2 separate regions of the Homo sapiens genome follow, and region 2 is linked to region 1. Evidence: chromatin contacts called from ENCODE Hi-C or POLR2A ChIA-PET data. All regions are on one chromosome and are shown on one strand. The core of a region is the stretch at or near the end of the contact, and the rest is flanking DNA. Distances in the headings are between cores, read along the strand shown.

The links. Hi-C counts contacts between places; a loop is a spot of excess contacts on that map. ChIA-PET counts read pairs that join two places held with the same protein, here RNA polymerase II (POLR2A). Pooled maps may share reads with other maps.
Region 2: a pooled map shows a loop between it and region 1 (4-fold over the local background). The contact joins the enhancer-like site here to the promoter of LINC02569 in region 1. A Hi-C loop is called at or near these places in 1 of 37 single-sample maps with no recorded cell type and 11 of 50 pooled maps. POLR2A ChIA-PET finds 5 or more read pairs at or near these places in 3 of 52 experiments (CD4-positive, alpha-beta T cell, activated T-cell and activated naive CD4-positive, alpha-beta T cell).

Annotation. Positions count from the first base shown.
Region 1 is chr6:30,512,008-30,519,247 of GRCh38, reverse strand. It overlaps LINC02569 (long intergenic non-protein coding RNA 2569), which reads right to left and starts at 2,982. Exons shown (of 2, transcript NR_149088.1): 1 at 2,637-2,982; 2 at 1-535. RefSeq lists enhancers at 799-1,298, 4,401-5,178.
Region 2 is chr6:30,806,697-30,813,936 of GRCh38, reverse strand. It overlaps LINC00243 (long intergenic non-protein coding RNA 243), which reads left to right. Exons shown (of 2, transcript NR_130726.1): 2 at 1-1,071. Among named protein-coding and RNA genes, the nearest start is that of LINC00243, 20 kb to the left of the region's middle. Within about 2 kb of position 2,901, at least 5 of the 41 ENCODE cell types and tissues checked have a DNase peak (open chromatin) inside an H3K27ac peak, as active enhancers do.

The sequences.
Region 1 (7,240 bases), core at 1,733-4,232:
GATTGCTTGACTCTGGGAGATCCAGGTTGTAGTGAACCAAGATCATGCTGTGTCCGGAATTGTTGGGTTCTTAGTCTCGCTGACTTCAAGAATGAAGCCGTGTACCCTCGCGGTGAGTGTTACAGTTCTTAAAGATGGTGTGTCCAGAGTTTGTTCCTTCAGATGTTCAGATGTGTCCAGAGTTTCTTCCTTCTGGTGGGTTCATGGTCTCACTGACTTCAGGAGTGAAGCTGCAGACTTCCGCGGTGAGTGTTATAGCCCTTAAAGGTGGCATATCTGGAGTTGTTCGTTCCTTCTGGTGGGTTCGTGGTCTTGCTGGCCTCAGGAGTGAAGCTGCAGACCTTCACAGTGAGTGCTACAGTTCATAAAGGTGGTGCACCCGAAGTTGTTTGTTCCTCCCGTCTGGAGTTGTTTATCCCTCCCAGTGGGTTTGTGGTCTCGCTGGCTTAAGGAGTGAAGCTGCAGACCTTCACAGTGAGTGTTAACAGTTCATAAAAGCAGCGTAGACGCAAAGAGTGAGGAGCACTAAGATTTACTGCAAAAAGCAAAAGAACAAAGCAGCTTTTACGGTGTGGAAGAGGACCCGAGCACGTTGCCGCCGCTGGCTTGGGTGGCCTGCTTTTATTCCCCCATCCGGCCCCACCCACATCCTGCTGATTGTTCTATTTTACAGAGAGCTGATTGGTCCATTTTACGGAGAGCTGATTGGTTCATTTTACAGAAAGCTGATTGGTCCGTTTTGACAGAGTGCTTATTGGTGTGTTTACAATCCTTTAGCTAGACACAGAGTGCTGATTGGTGAGTTTACAATCCTTTAGCTAGACACAAAAGTTCTCTAAATCCCCACCAGATTAGCTAGACACAGAGTGGTGATTGGTGCATTTACAAACTTTTAGCTAGACACAGAGTGCTGATTGGTGCGTTTACAATCCTTTACCTAGACACAGAGTGCTGATTGGTGTGTTTACAATCCTTTAGCTAGACACAGAGTGCTGATTGGTGCATTTACAATCCTTTAGCTAGACACAAAAGTTCTCCAAGTCCCCACCAGACCCAGAAGCCCAGCTGGCTTCACCTCTCAATGGCACTCCCGGGACTTTGCCGCGCCTAGTGGGGCACTCCGGCAGCCCAGAGGGCGCTCCTCCCCCACCCCCCCATCAAGCCCAGCAGGCGACGCCAACCTTGCCCCCAGTGCAGGGCCTGCCTAGCCCGCACCCACCCGGAACACCACTGGCCCGGGAGCACCACGCGCAGCCCCTGTTCCCACTGGCGTCTCTCCCTCCACACCTCCCCCCAAGCAGAGGGAGACGGCTCCGGCCTCAGCCAGCCCCAGAGAGGGGCCCCCACAGCACAGCAGTGGGCTGAAGGGCTCCTCGAGCCCGGCCAGAGCAGACACCGAGGCCGAGGAGGCGCCAAGAGCAAGCAAGGGCTGCTAGCAGGTTGTCACCTCTCAATGCCACTGCACTCTAGCCTGAGTAACAGAGCAGATCTGGTGTCAAAAAATAAAATAAAAAATAAAGAACGAGACCAGGCACGGTGGCTCACGCCTGTAATCCCAGCACTTTGGGAGGCTGAGGTGGGCAGATCACGAGCTCAGGAGTTTGAGACCACCCTGGCCAACATGGCAAAACCTTGTCTCTACTAAAAGTACAAAAATTAACTGGGCATGGTGGTGGGTGCTTGTATTCCCAGCTACTCAGGAGGCTGAGGCAGGAGAATCACTTGCATCTGGGAGGCAGAGGTTGCAGTGAACCCAGATCGCGCCACTGCACTCTAGCCTGGGCAACAAGAGTGCAACTTCGTCTCAAAAAAATAAATAAAGAAAAATAAAATGAAACCTCCAATTAAAAGGAGAAATTCAACCAGGTGCAGTGGCTCACGCCTGTATCCCAACACTTTGGGAGGCCAAGGTGGGTGGATCGCTTGAGGTCAGGAGTTCGAGACCAGCCTGACCAACATGGTGAAACCCCATCTCTACTAAAAATACAAAAAATTAGCTGGATGTGGTGGTGCACACCTGTAGTCCCAGCTACTCGGGAGGCTGAGGCAGGAGAATTGTTTAAACTTGGGGCGTGGAGGTAGCAGTGAGCCGAGATCACGCCATTGCATTCCAGCTTGGGTGACAGAGCGAGACTCAGTCACAAATAAATAAATAAATAAATAGGCCAGGTGCGGTGGCTCACGCCTGTAATTCCAGCACTTTGGGAGGCCGAGGTGGGCGGATCACCTGAGGTCAGGAGTTCGAGACCAGCCTGCCCAACATGGTGAAACCCCATGTCTACTAAAAATACACACACAGACACAAAATAGCCAAAATTAGCCAAAAAATTATAAATAAATAAAATAAAAAGATAAGTTGCACACTCAGGAGGCTGAGGCAGGAGACTCGCTTGAACCCAGGAGGTGGAGGCTGCAGTGAGCCGAGACCACGCCATTTCACTCCAGTCTGGGCGACAAAGCAAGACTCTGTCTCAAAAAAAAAAAAAAGACAAATTCAGCAGAAGCATTGCTTGAGTAACACGGAAACTCAGAACCAGGAAACTGAAGGCGGTTACTCCACATACATCTGGGGCAATAAGTGAGCTGTTCCAGCGCGGCTTACGCTGTGGGCGGAGGCGGGCAGGAAATTCACTTACAAGTCTGTGCCAGGAAACAGGAAGAAGGTGCCTCCTGTGATACAAGATACAGACGTAGTCTCCTATCCAGGAAACAGGGACAGAGCCGCAGACCAGATAAAGATACGACCAACATTTTTCATTAAATATTCTCAACGGATTATTTACATTTTTTCTAGAAAAGTAAAATTTAAACCTGAATACATTTGATAACTATGGAATGTGAGCATTCACGTATGCTTGTGACCTGGTTCCTCTACGCTTCAGGGGTCGCCCTGGTCCCAAAGCGCTTCCTGCCGCTCCCACTTCCTCTGTTTTCACCGGAGGGGCAGCCACAGTTCTCGGCTGAGAGAAACTCGGTCGTTCTGTTTACCTCGTGAATGATTGGCTACAGATCCCAGAGAGGAAATAGGGACCCACCCCTCAGTTGTTATGCAATCTGGGGCGGAGTCCGGGGTCCATAGCCTTTCTGAGGGTAACCTGAGCGGGAGAAGTTGTTGCGCCTGATCTCAAACAGCCTTTCGCACGGAAAAGGATTCCTAAAAGTGGGGTTACTCCTCCACAGCAATAGCGTCCTTAAAATAGGGGCTCCCGGCTGGGCGCGGTGGCTCACCCCTGTAATCCCAGCACTTGAGAGGCCAAGACAGGCGGATCACCTGAGGTTGGGAGTTCGAGACCAGCCTGAACAACATGGAGAAACCCCCTCTCTACTAAAAATACAAAATTAGCCGGGTGTGGTGGCGCATGCCTGTAATACAAGCTACTCGGGAGGCTGAGGCAGGAGAATCGCTTGAACCTGGGAGGCGGAAGTTGCGGTGAGCCGAGATGGCGCCATTGCACTATAGCCTGGGCAGCGGCAAGAGCGAAACTCCGTCTCAAAAAAAAAAAAAAAAAAAAAACTATATATCTATCTATCATCTATCTATCTATCTATCTATCTATCTATCTATCTATCTATCTAGGCTGCCGGTGAGGACGTGAGGCACGTGCCACTGAGCCACTGAGAATTTACCCCCCTGGGCAAGTCTGTGAGGCCAGGGCCCCTAGGGAAAAAAGCCTTTCCCAGATTTTAGGGCTCATATGCCTGCAGTGGGTTGGTAGGGATCGGGGAAGATGATGAGGTTGGGATAAGGAAGTGGTACCAATAGAAAGACTAAGCAAACCAAACCAAATCAAACTTTCCCCTTTCCATCCCTGTCCTCCTCTTTGCAATCCCATTTGGGTGGCTGAAGGCAGACCCTGACCAGAGCCATCCTTGCCGGCTTCTTTTGTCTTGCTCTGTGGGGAAACGAGTGAAGAAAAAAGCAGAAGGAAAGGCAAGTGAAATGGAGCCCTCTGTGAAGAACTACGACTAGGGTCACACAGAGCAAAATTCCTAGCCTTCCTTTGAGGAGTAGCCGTATTTCCATTTAAAAAGGACCCACTTTATGCAAGATTCAGGGCTGGGAATTGGTCCTTCCTGCCTCAAGAATTTCAAAGACTTCTAGAGGAGAGTGTCCAAAGACAGACAAGAAAGTGGCCAGTGCCCTGAAGAAAGTCAGGGGGTCCAGGGGAGTGTGAACCCTGAATATCTGAGACAGGTCTCAGTTAATTTAGAAAGTTTATGTTGTCAGGGTTGAGGATGTGTGTCGGTGACACAGCCTTAGGAAGTCCTGATGACATGTGCCCAAGTTGGTCAGGGCACAGCTTGGTTTTATACATTTTAGGGAGACATGAGACATCAATCAACATATGTAAGATTAACATTGGTTCGGTCTGGAAAGGCGGGACAACTTGAAGCAATGGTGGGACAACTCCAAGTGGCGAGGGGGCTTCCAGGTCATAGGTAGATAAGAGACAAATGGTTACTTTCTTTTGAGTTTCTTTTTTTTTGAGATGGAGGCTCGCTCCTGTTGCACAGGCTGGAGTGCAGTGGTGCGATCTTGGCTTGTTGCAACCTCCACCTCCCAGGTTCAAGCGATTCTCATTCCTCAGCCTCCCGAATAGCTGGGATTACAGGCATGTGCCACCACGCTGAGCTAATTTTTGTATTTTTAGTAGAGACGGGGTTTCACCATGTTGGCCAGGCTGGTCTCGAACTCCTGGCCTCGGGTGATCCATCCGCCTCGGCCTCCCAAAGTGCTAGGATTACAGGTGTGAGCCACTGTGCCCGGCCTCTTTTGAGTTTCTGATTAGCCTCTCCAAAGGAGGCAATCAGATAGCATTTATCTCAGTAAGCAGAGGAGTGACCGAATAGAATGAGACGTAGGTTTGCTCTCAGCAGTTCCCAACTTGACTTTTCCCTTTAGCTTAGTGATTTTCGGGCCCCAAGATTTATTTTCCTTTCACAGGTATCCCCTGTTCAGTTCAGACTGAACCTGAGGGGGTGTAGGGATGTACTCCAGGCTGGAGTGAAGTGGCATGATCTCGGCTCACTGCAACGTCTGCTTTCTAGGCTCAAGAGATCCTCCCAACTCAGCCTCCTGAGTAACTGGGATTTCAGGTGAGCACAACCATGCCCAGCTAATTTTTGTATTTTTAGTAGAGACGGGGTTTTGCCCTGTTTCCCAGGCTGGTCTGGAACTCCTGAACTCAGGTGATCCACCCACCTCGGCCTCCCAAAGTGCTGGGAATACAGGCGTCAGCCACTGTGCCCAGCCAAATTCTACGTCTTTTAAAAAATTAAGAGAAGAAATTAGTAAAATACACTTAAAGTTTTTCGTATGAAACTTATTTAGTGTTTCTGATGATTTGTTCTTGTGGATTGGACTTACAATCTGATGTGGTTCCTTTGTTTCAATGTAACTCCATCTTTTCCCTATCCTTTGTACCATTATTGTCATATGTGTGTGAGTGCATATATACACACACATTATCTTTAGATGTTACAAACCCAACACTGTAATTTTATAATTGTTGTTTTATGTAATTTCTTTTAAAACAGTTAAGAAATGAAAAGGAGCCAGGCATGGCGGTGTGCATCTGTAGTCCCAGCTACTCAGGAGGAGGCTGAGGTGAGGGGATCACTTGAGTCCAGGATTTGAGGCTGCAGTGAGCGATGGTCAAACCACTGCACTCCATCCTGGGTGAGAGAGTGAGACCTTGTCTCTCAAAAAAGAAAAAGAAAAAGAAGAGATTTGTAGTTTTTAGTTTTTAGTTTTTAAAAAATAATTACCAACATATTATTTTTTCTGATGCTGTTTGTTTCTTTTACAAATTTTACTTTTTTTAATGTAATATTTTTGAGATGGAGTCTTGCTCTGTTGCCCAGGCTGGACTACAGTGGTGTGATCTTGGCTCACTGCAGACTCCACCTGCTGGGTTCAAGTGATTCTTGTGCCTCAGCCTCCCAAGTAGCTGGGATTACAGGTGTGCGCCACTGTGCCTAGCTACAAGTTTTATCTTTAATTGACATACAATAATTGTTTTTCATTGGATTGGGATTATTATCTGGTGTCATTTCTTCTCAGTCTGAAGAACTTACTTTAGTATTACATTAGTGTTTCTTGTAAGACATATCTGCAAGAGATAAATCTCCCTAGTCTTTGTTTATGTAAGAATATGTTCATGTTGGCTTCTCTTTTTGTTTTCTTTAGAATAAATTTTGGTTTTGGAGACAGGGTCTCGCTCTGTTGCCCAGGCCGGAGTGTAGTGGCATGATCATGTCTCATTGCAACCTCAATCTCTCGGGCCTAAGAGAGCCTCCTGCCTCAGCCTCCTGAGTAGCTAGGACTACAGGTGTGCACTACCACACATGGCTAAATTTTTTTTTTTTTTTTTTTTTTGCAGAGACAGGGTCTTACTTTGTTGCCCAGGCTGGTCTTGAACTCCTGGGTTCAAGCGATCCTCCCACCTTGGCCTCCCAAAGTGCTGGGATTATGGGTGCAAACCACTGTCCCTGTACCGGTCTTCAGTTTTGAAGGATAATTTTTCTTGATGTAAAATTCTTGATTGCTAGCTTCTCCCCACTAACCCCCAAATTTGCATATGTTACTGTCTTCTTTAATTTTTTTTTTTTTTTGAGACAGAGTCTTGCTCTGTTGCCCAGGCTGGAGTGCAGTGGCACAATCTTGGCTCACTGCGCCTCCGCCTCCCGGGTTCAAGCAATTCTCCTGCCTCAGCCTCCCGAGTAGCTGGGATTACAGGCATGTACCACCACACCCAGCTAATTTTTATATTCTTAGTAGAGATGGGGTTTCACCATGTTGGCCAGGCTGGTCTTGAACTCTTGACCTCGTGATCTGCCTGCCTCAGCCTCCCAAAGTGCTGGGATTATAGACATGAGCCACGGCACCCAGCCCATGTTACAGCCTTCTAACCTCCATTGTTACTGATGAGGTTAGCTATTAAGATTATTGTGTCTGTGTGTATGAGTGTATTTGTATGAGATGAGTTTTTTCTCATTGCTTTTAAGATGTCATTTCTATTTTTGGCTGGTAATAGTTTCAGTATAATATATTAATGTTTAGGTGTGAATCAATTTTTTTTTTTTTTTTTGAGACAGAGTCTCACTCCATTTCCAGGGCTGGAGTATAGTGGCATGATATTAGCTCATTGCAACCTCTGACTCCGTGGTTCAAGCAATTCTCCTGCCTCAGCCTCCCGAGTAGCTGGGATTACAGGTGTGCATCACCATGCCCAGCTAA
Region 2 (7,240 bases), core at 1,652-4,151, 290 kb before region 1:
CTTCCCCACGGTAGGTCCTAGAAACTAGAACCCTTTTTCCCCGAAGCAAAAGCCATAAAAACTGGAATTATTACTCTAAACTCTCCTTGACTTTTTGTCCAGAAGATGGCCATAAAGAAATTCTCAGCTAGGTGTGGTGGCTCGTATCTGTAATCCCAGCACTTTGAGAGGCCAAGGTGGGAGGATCACTTGAGGCCAGGAGTTTGAGATCGGCCTGGGCAACATAGTAAGACCCCCATCTCTACAAAACTTTTTTTTTTAAACTTACCTAAGCGTGGTGGTACACCTGTAGTCTCAGCTACTTAGGAGGCTGAGGTGGGAGGGACCCTGCTCTGGCTGTGACTGCTTTATCACAGGGAGTGCCTATCTGTGGGCTGCTTTCTACACATTAAAGCATTTTCAGAAAGGGCCAACATCAGCCTTGGAAAAAAGGAGGAAGAGCCACGGAGAGTCTCCCTTTATCTTCCCCTTATGTGATGTGAGAGTGCACATGACTGTGTGCACATACACACACACACACACACCACACACACACACCCCACAGGCACACAGGGTCAAGAACATGCTGGGCAGAGCTTAAGCCACTGAATGTTTCAGTAGGAATCATGATATCTAAAAATAGGACAGCTGATAAGGGGGTTCTTACTACTCACAGTTCCTGGAATTATATGCAATTGCATCTTGGAAACTCAACAAATAAACAGTTAGTATGGAATTAAGGAATTAAGTTTGGTGAAGTTCAAAGAAGCTGATGTTACTCACAAGAGTAAATAGAGAGGAAACCGGGCGTGGTGGCTTCACGCCTGTAATTCTAGCACTTTGGGAGGCCAAGACGAGCAGATCACTTGAGGTAGAGAGTTTGAGACCAGCCTGGCCAACATGATGAAACCCTGTTCTCTACTAAAAATACAAAAATTAGCTGGGTGTGGTGGCAGGCACCTGCAATCCCAGCTACATGGGAGGCTGAGGCAGGAGAATCGCTTGAACCCAGGAGACAGGGGTTGCAGTGAGCCAAGATCACACCACTGCACTCCAGCCTGGGCGACAGAGCAAGACTCCCTCTCAGGAAAGAAAAAAAAAAAAAAAGTAAATAGAGAGGAAAGCACAGGCCAGGGTAAAGAGCTCCATGTAGGGCTGGGCGCGGTGGCTCACGCCTGCGGTCCCAGCACTTTGGGAGGCCGAGGCGGGCGGATCACAAGGTCATGAGATCGAGACCATCCTAGCTAACATGGTGAAACCCCGTCTCTACTAAAAATACAAAAATTAGCCGGGGGTGGTGGGCGCCTGTAGTCCCAGCTACTCGGGAGGCTGAGGCAGGAGAATGGTGTGAATCCAGGAGGTGGAGCTTGCAGTGAGCCGAGATCACACCACTGCACTCCAACTTGGGCAACAGAGTAAGACTCCACCTCAAAAAAAAAAAAAAAAAGAGCTCCATGTATGATTCGTGTATAATGCTGCGGGCATTTGGAGTGCAGCCAACAGCCCCCTTGCAGAGACCCAGTGTTCATTGTCCCTTCCTTCTTCTAGCAGAACCCCAATTTTATTTTGTTTAGCAAAGTTCTATGCTTTAAATTTTTTTTTGCCTCAAACTGCCATGCAGGTAGGAGTGGTGGTGTGGCATAGGGCTGGCCAATGAGATGTTAGCCTAAGTCATGTAAAGGGGACTTTCAGAAAAGTTCTTTTCTAGGACTGACTCAACTGGCATGGGCCCCCTTTGCCTTTTACTCTCCCACTTCCTCCAGCCTGAAACAAAACCATGATGGTCTGAACTCCAGCCATCAACTGGAGAGCACTTAATCACTTTTTCAGTAAATACATGCCAGGCCCTGTTTTCAGTTCTAGGAACTTACCATAAAGAAAACAGATAAAAATCTCTGGCTTCAAGGAGCTTACAGTCTAGTGAGAGGAAACAAATTATAAGCAAACAAATATATAGTATTTCAGAATATGGTAAGTGTTAAGGAAAATAAATTAAGAAATGAGATTCTTATTATCTTTAGGGACACTCTCACTCCATCTCCTTCTGTTGCCCACACTAGAGTGCAGTGGTGCGATCATAGCTCACTGTAACCTCAAACACCTGGGCTCAAGTGATCCTCCTGCCACAGCCTCCTGAGTAGCTGGGACTACAGGTGTATACCACTACATCTGGCTAATTTTTTTTTTATTTTTTATTTTTGTAGAGACGGAGTCTTGCTACATTCCCCAGGCTGGTCTCAAGCTCCTGGCCTCAAGTGATCTTCCTATCCTAACCTCACAAGGGGCTGGGATTATAGGTGTGAGCCACCACACCACCCAGAAATGAGATTCTTTTTATTTTTGTTTGTTTGTTTGTTTGTTTTGAGACAGAGTCTCACTCTGTCACCCAGGCTGGAGTGCAGGGGCACATTCTCGGCTCACTGCAGCCTCCACCTCCAGGTTCAAGTGATTTTCGTGCCTCAGCCTCCCAAGTAGCTGGAGTTACAGGAATATGCCACTACACCCAGCTATTTTTTTTTTTTTTTTTTTTTTTAGTAGAGACAGGATTTCACTATGTTGGCCGGGCTAGTCTCAAACTCCTGACCTCAAGTGATCTGCCAGCCTTGGCTTCCCAAAGTGTAGGGATTATAGGCGTGAGCCACTGCACCCCGCCCAGAAATGAGATTCCTGATGCTCGATCAAGTCAGGGTGGTGGCTCAGAAGGCTGGATGGACCTGGGGGTTGTAAAGGTAGCCAGGGTTTGTTTTAATCAGGTGTGGCAAGACGTGCAGACACAGGAATCACTTTCATGGAGGAAGACATTTACTCACAGTTCCCTAGAAACATGCATGAGGCATGGCATGGCGTGCAGGGGTGCCCCATGGGGAAGCACCTGAGTCAGTCAGGAGGCAGTGGGAGTGAAAGGAAAATGTGGGCAAGAGCCTTTATTGTGGTTTCACAGGCAGGAGTGTGCAGGCAGGTAAGCAAGTTCAGGCTCGGCTAGTTTGAATAATTTCAGCAGCCTCTGGGGCATAGGGGCTGTCCCTAGCTCTCTAGTACTGGTCCTGGGCTGACTAGGGGAATTGCAGCTAGGAGTGGCAGAGCCTGATGAAGGTGGTGGTTGGGAGGATGGGGTCTAGCTTGGTTGATCTACATATGACAGGCGAGTTCTTTGCTTCTAGGAATTAGCTCAACCTGGGAGAGGCAGTCACTCCAGGGTCAGCAAGACCCCACGATGTGGAAGTATCAGAATATAGAAACTAGAAAACATGGTTAATTACACTAGGTTCTTGCCAATATTGCTATGCTATTAGGATCCCTGCTCTCACCTCTAGATTTATTCTAAATGCAGAAAAATTAAACTCTCAATTTTTTATGCCACTGTTTTTCAGGTTTCTATTACTGGTTAGGTGAATGCCAGGCCTGTACTGATAATGATCCTAAAGAAGACTCCTCTTTCATACGGCCTAGTAACCGATTCTCAGATCTTATCCATATAAATAGGCTGTTAGTCAAACAAGAAAAATAGCAAGATAAGTAACAGATCCTTCACAGAGTAACTACTCTCATCTATGTGCGTGCACACACACACAAACACACACACTAGTGCGAAAATAAAATGATTTTTCACAGACTTTTTCTGAAGATTGAAGATTTCAAAACAGTCTGAAAAAAAGTTTCAAAAGTGGTCCTGAAGTTAGCTTTACATCAATGCATTAAATATTAACTTTTTTTTTTTTTTGAGATGGAGTCTCACTCCGTCACCCAGGCTGGAGTGCAGTGATGCCATCTCGGCTCACTGCAACTCCTGTCTCCCGGGTTCAAGTGATTCTGCTGCCTCAGCCTCCCAAGTAGCTAGGATTACAGGCATGCACCACCATGCCTGGCTAATATTTTTGTATTTTTAGTAGAGATGGTGTTTCACCATGTTGGCCAGGCTGGTCTCGAACTCCTGACCTCAAGTGATCCACCCGCTTTGGCCTCCCAAAGTGCTGGGATTACAGGCGTGAGCCACTGTGCCCGGCCTAAATATTAACCTTATATGAACAAAAAGAGAAACGAGGATATATGGAGAGAGTAAAAGAGAAGTGAGGCACGGTGAGAAATTGGGAAGGGAGACCTGAGCCTTTGTCTATAGCGAAGGTTGAAAATTCAGCCACCTGCAGGGGCAAAGCAGAAAATGCAAATGAGGTAGCAGGCTTGGGATAAGAAAGACCTGGCTCTTGTTCTCTGTTTTCCCTTTTTTCAGTAAAGATATAGGTAGAAACTAAAATTTGTCTGCTAGAGGAAAAAATAACTACTCAAGCTAAATAATAAATGCCAATTGGCACTTTCCCTCAGTGTTAAGGAGGCCAGGAGGCATGGAGTGGGCACTGGTGAACAGAGTGGGGCAGCCACCGCCCAGCTCCATCAACTGTTACTAGCAATCGGTGTAGGTCGCATGATGCCAGATAGCCTGATTTTTTTTTAAGCTGTAAAACTGGGATTTCTGTTTAGAGACCGGGTCTCACCCCAGTCTGGAGTGCAATGGCACTATCATAAAACACTGCAGCCTGGAACTCCTGGGCTGAAACAATCCTCCCTCCTCAGCCTCTCAAATTAAATTGTAGGTGTGAACCACCACACCCAGCTGATTTTTATTATTTTTTGTAAAGACAGGGTCTCACTGTGTTGCCCATGTTGCCCAGGATAAAATCTGGATTTTTATGTGAAATCTCCAATTCTTAATTGTTGAGATTGAAGACTTTTTTTCTTCTTTTTTTTTGGAGCCAGGGTCTTGCTCTGTCACCCAAGCTGGAGTGCAGTAGCACAATCAAAGTTTTCTACAGCCTTGACCTCCTGGGCTCAAGCAGTCCTCCCAGCTCAGCCTCCCCAGAAGCTGACTACAGACTACAGGTGTGTAGCATCATGCCTGGCTAATTTTTGTATTTTTTATAAAGACGGGGTCCTACTGTGTTGCCCAGGCTGGTCCCAAACTCCTGGGCTCAAGCAATCCTCCCAACTCGGCCTCCCAAAGTGCTGGAGTTACACGCATGAGCCACTGCTCCCAGTTCCTGAAGACAATATTTTGGATAAACGTTCTCTTAGCAAATTATATGTTTCTGCAGAGCAGATACTCAGGCAGTAGGCCATCGGTTTGCACTTCTATTATGCTGAACAAATGAGATAGGAAGCTGTTGCAAAGAAAGGAAGGGGAAAAGCAAGGGGCTAGCTGACAGTAAGAAAGACTGGGAGACGGACAAGGAGAGACCCAAGGTGATGGGATGAAAAAAGAAGAAAAAAAAATATTGATGAATGCGATTGAGAAGAGATTGGGGGCCGGATGCAGTGGCTCACGCCTATAATCCCAGCAGGCGTGAGGCCAAGGCAGGCGGATCACCTGGGGTCAGGAATTCGAGACCAGCCTGGCCAACATGGCAAAACCCCATCTCTACTAAAAATAGAAAAAAAAAGCCAGGCATGGTGGCATGTGCCTGTAGTCCCAGCTACTTGGGAGGCTGAGGCACGAGAATCACTTGAACCCGGACGGCGGCGGAGGTTGCAGTGAGCGGAGATTACGCCACTGCACTCCAGCCTGGGTGATAGAGTGAGACTCCATCTCAATTAAAAAAAGAAGAAGAGATTGAGAAAGAATGAAGAAGAGAGGAAGAAAACACTGGGGCTCAGAAAACAATACCCCAAAGTGTGGCACTTTGGCATGCTGAATACTTTGAACTAAAGGACATTGGGAAGACTCAGAAGCAGCCTCGAAACCAAGATCCCTCTGACCTTCTGCCCCTCCTGTCTCTCGCCCCTCATTCTCTCCTGAAGTGAGCCACAGAAGCCAGAATTAGTCCTCCCTAAGGTCATAGAAACCAGAACCCCTGTTCCCCAAAGCCAGCCATAAAAACTAGAATTATTTCTTCTACTGCTTCCTAAGACATGACCATAAATAAATAGTCTGACCTACGCTTGTCTAATGGTGGGCCATAATGAGAGGTGACAGCGTGCTGGCAGTCCTCAGAGCCCTCGCTTGCTCTTGCCACCTCCTCTACCTGGGCTCCCACTTTGGCGGCATTTGACGAGCCCTTCAGCCCACCACTGCACTGTGGGAACCCCTTTCTGGGCTGGCCAAGGCTGGAGCCCACTCCCTCAGCTTGCAGGGAGGTGTGGAGGGAGAGGTGCGAGCGGGAACCGGGGCTGCGAGCGGCGCTTGGGCGCCAGCGGGAGTTCCGGGTGGGCGTGGGCTTGGAGGGCCCCGCACTCAGAGCAGCCGGCCAGCCCTGCCGGCCCCGGGCAATGAGGGACTTAGCACCCGGGCCAGTGGCTGCAGAGGGTGTACTGGGTCGCCCAGCAGTGCCAGCCCACCGGCGGTGCGCTCGATTTCTCACCGAGCCTTAGCTGCCTTCCCGCGGGGCAGGGCTCGGGACCTGCAGCCCGCCATGCCTGAGCCTCCCACCCACTCAAAGGGCTCCTGTGCGGCCCGAGCCTCCCCGACGAGCACCACCCCCTGCTCCACGACGCCCAGTCCCATCGACCACCCAAGGGCTGAGGAGTGCAAGCACACGGCACAGGACTGGCAGGCAGCTCCACCTGCAGCCCCAGTGTGGGGTCCACTAGGTGAAGCCAGCTGGGCTCCTGAGTCTGGTGAGGATGTGGAGAGTCTTTATGTCTAGCTCAGGGATTGTAAATACACCAATCAGCACCCTGTGTTTAGCTCAAGGCTTGTGAGTGCACCAGTCCACACTCTGTATCTAGTTGCTCTGGTGGAGCCTTGGAGAACCTGTGTGTCCAAACTCTGTATCTAACTAATCTGATGGGGACGTGGAGAACCTTTGTATCTAGCGCAAGGATTGTAAACGCACCAATCAGCACCCTGACAAAACAGGCCACTCGGCTCTACCAATCAGCAGGATGTGGGTGGGGCCAGATAAGAGAATAAAAGCAGGCTGCCCGAACCAGCATTGGCAACCCGCTTGGGTCCCTTTCCAGACTGTGGAAGGTTTGTTCTTTTGCTCTTTGCAATAAGTCTTGCTGCTGTTCACTTTTTTGGGTCCATGCTGCTTTTATAAGTTGTAACACTTACTGCGAAGATCTGCAGCTTCACTCCTGAGCCAGCAAGACCATGAACCTACCAGAAGGAAGAAACTCCGAACACATCTGAACATCAGAAAGGACAGACTCCAGAAGCGCCACCTTAAGGGCTATAACACTCACCGCGAGGGTCTGTGGCTTCGTTCTTGAAGTCAGTGAAACCAAGAACCCACCATTTCTGGACACAATAAGATCCTCATTCCAGAGG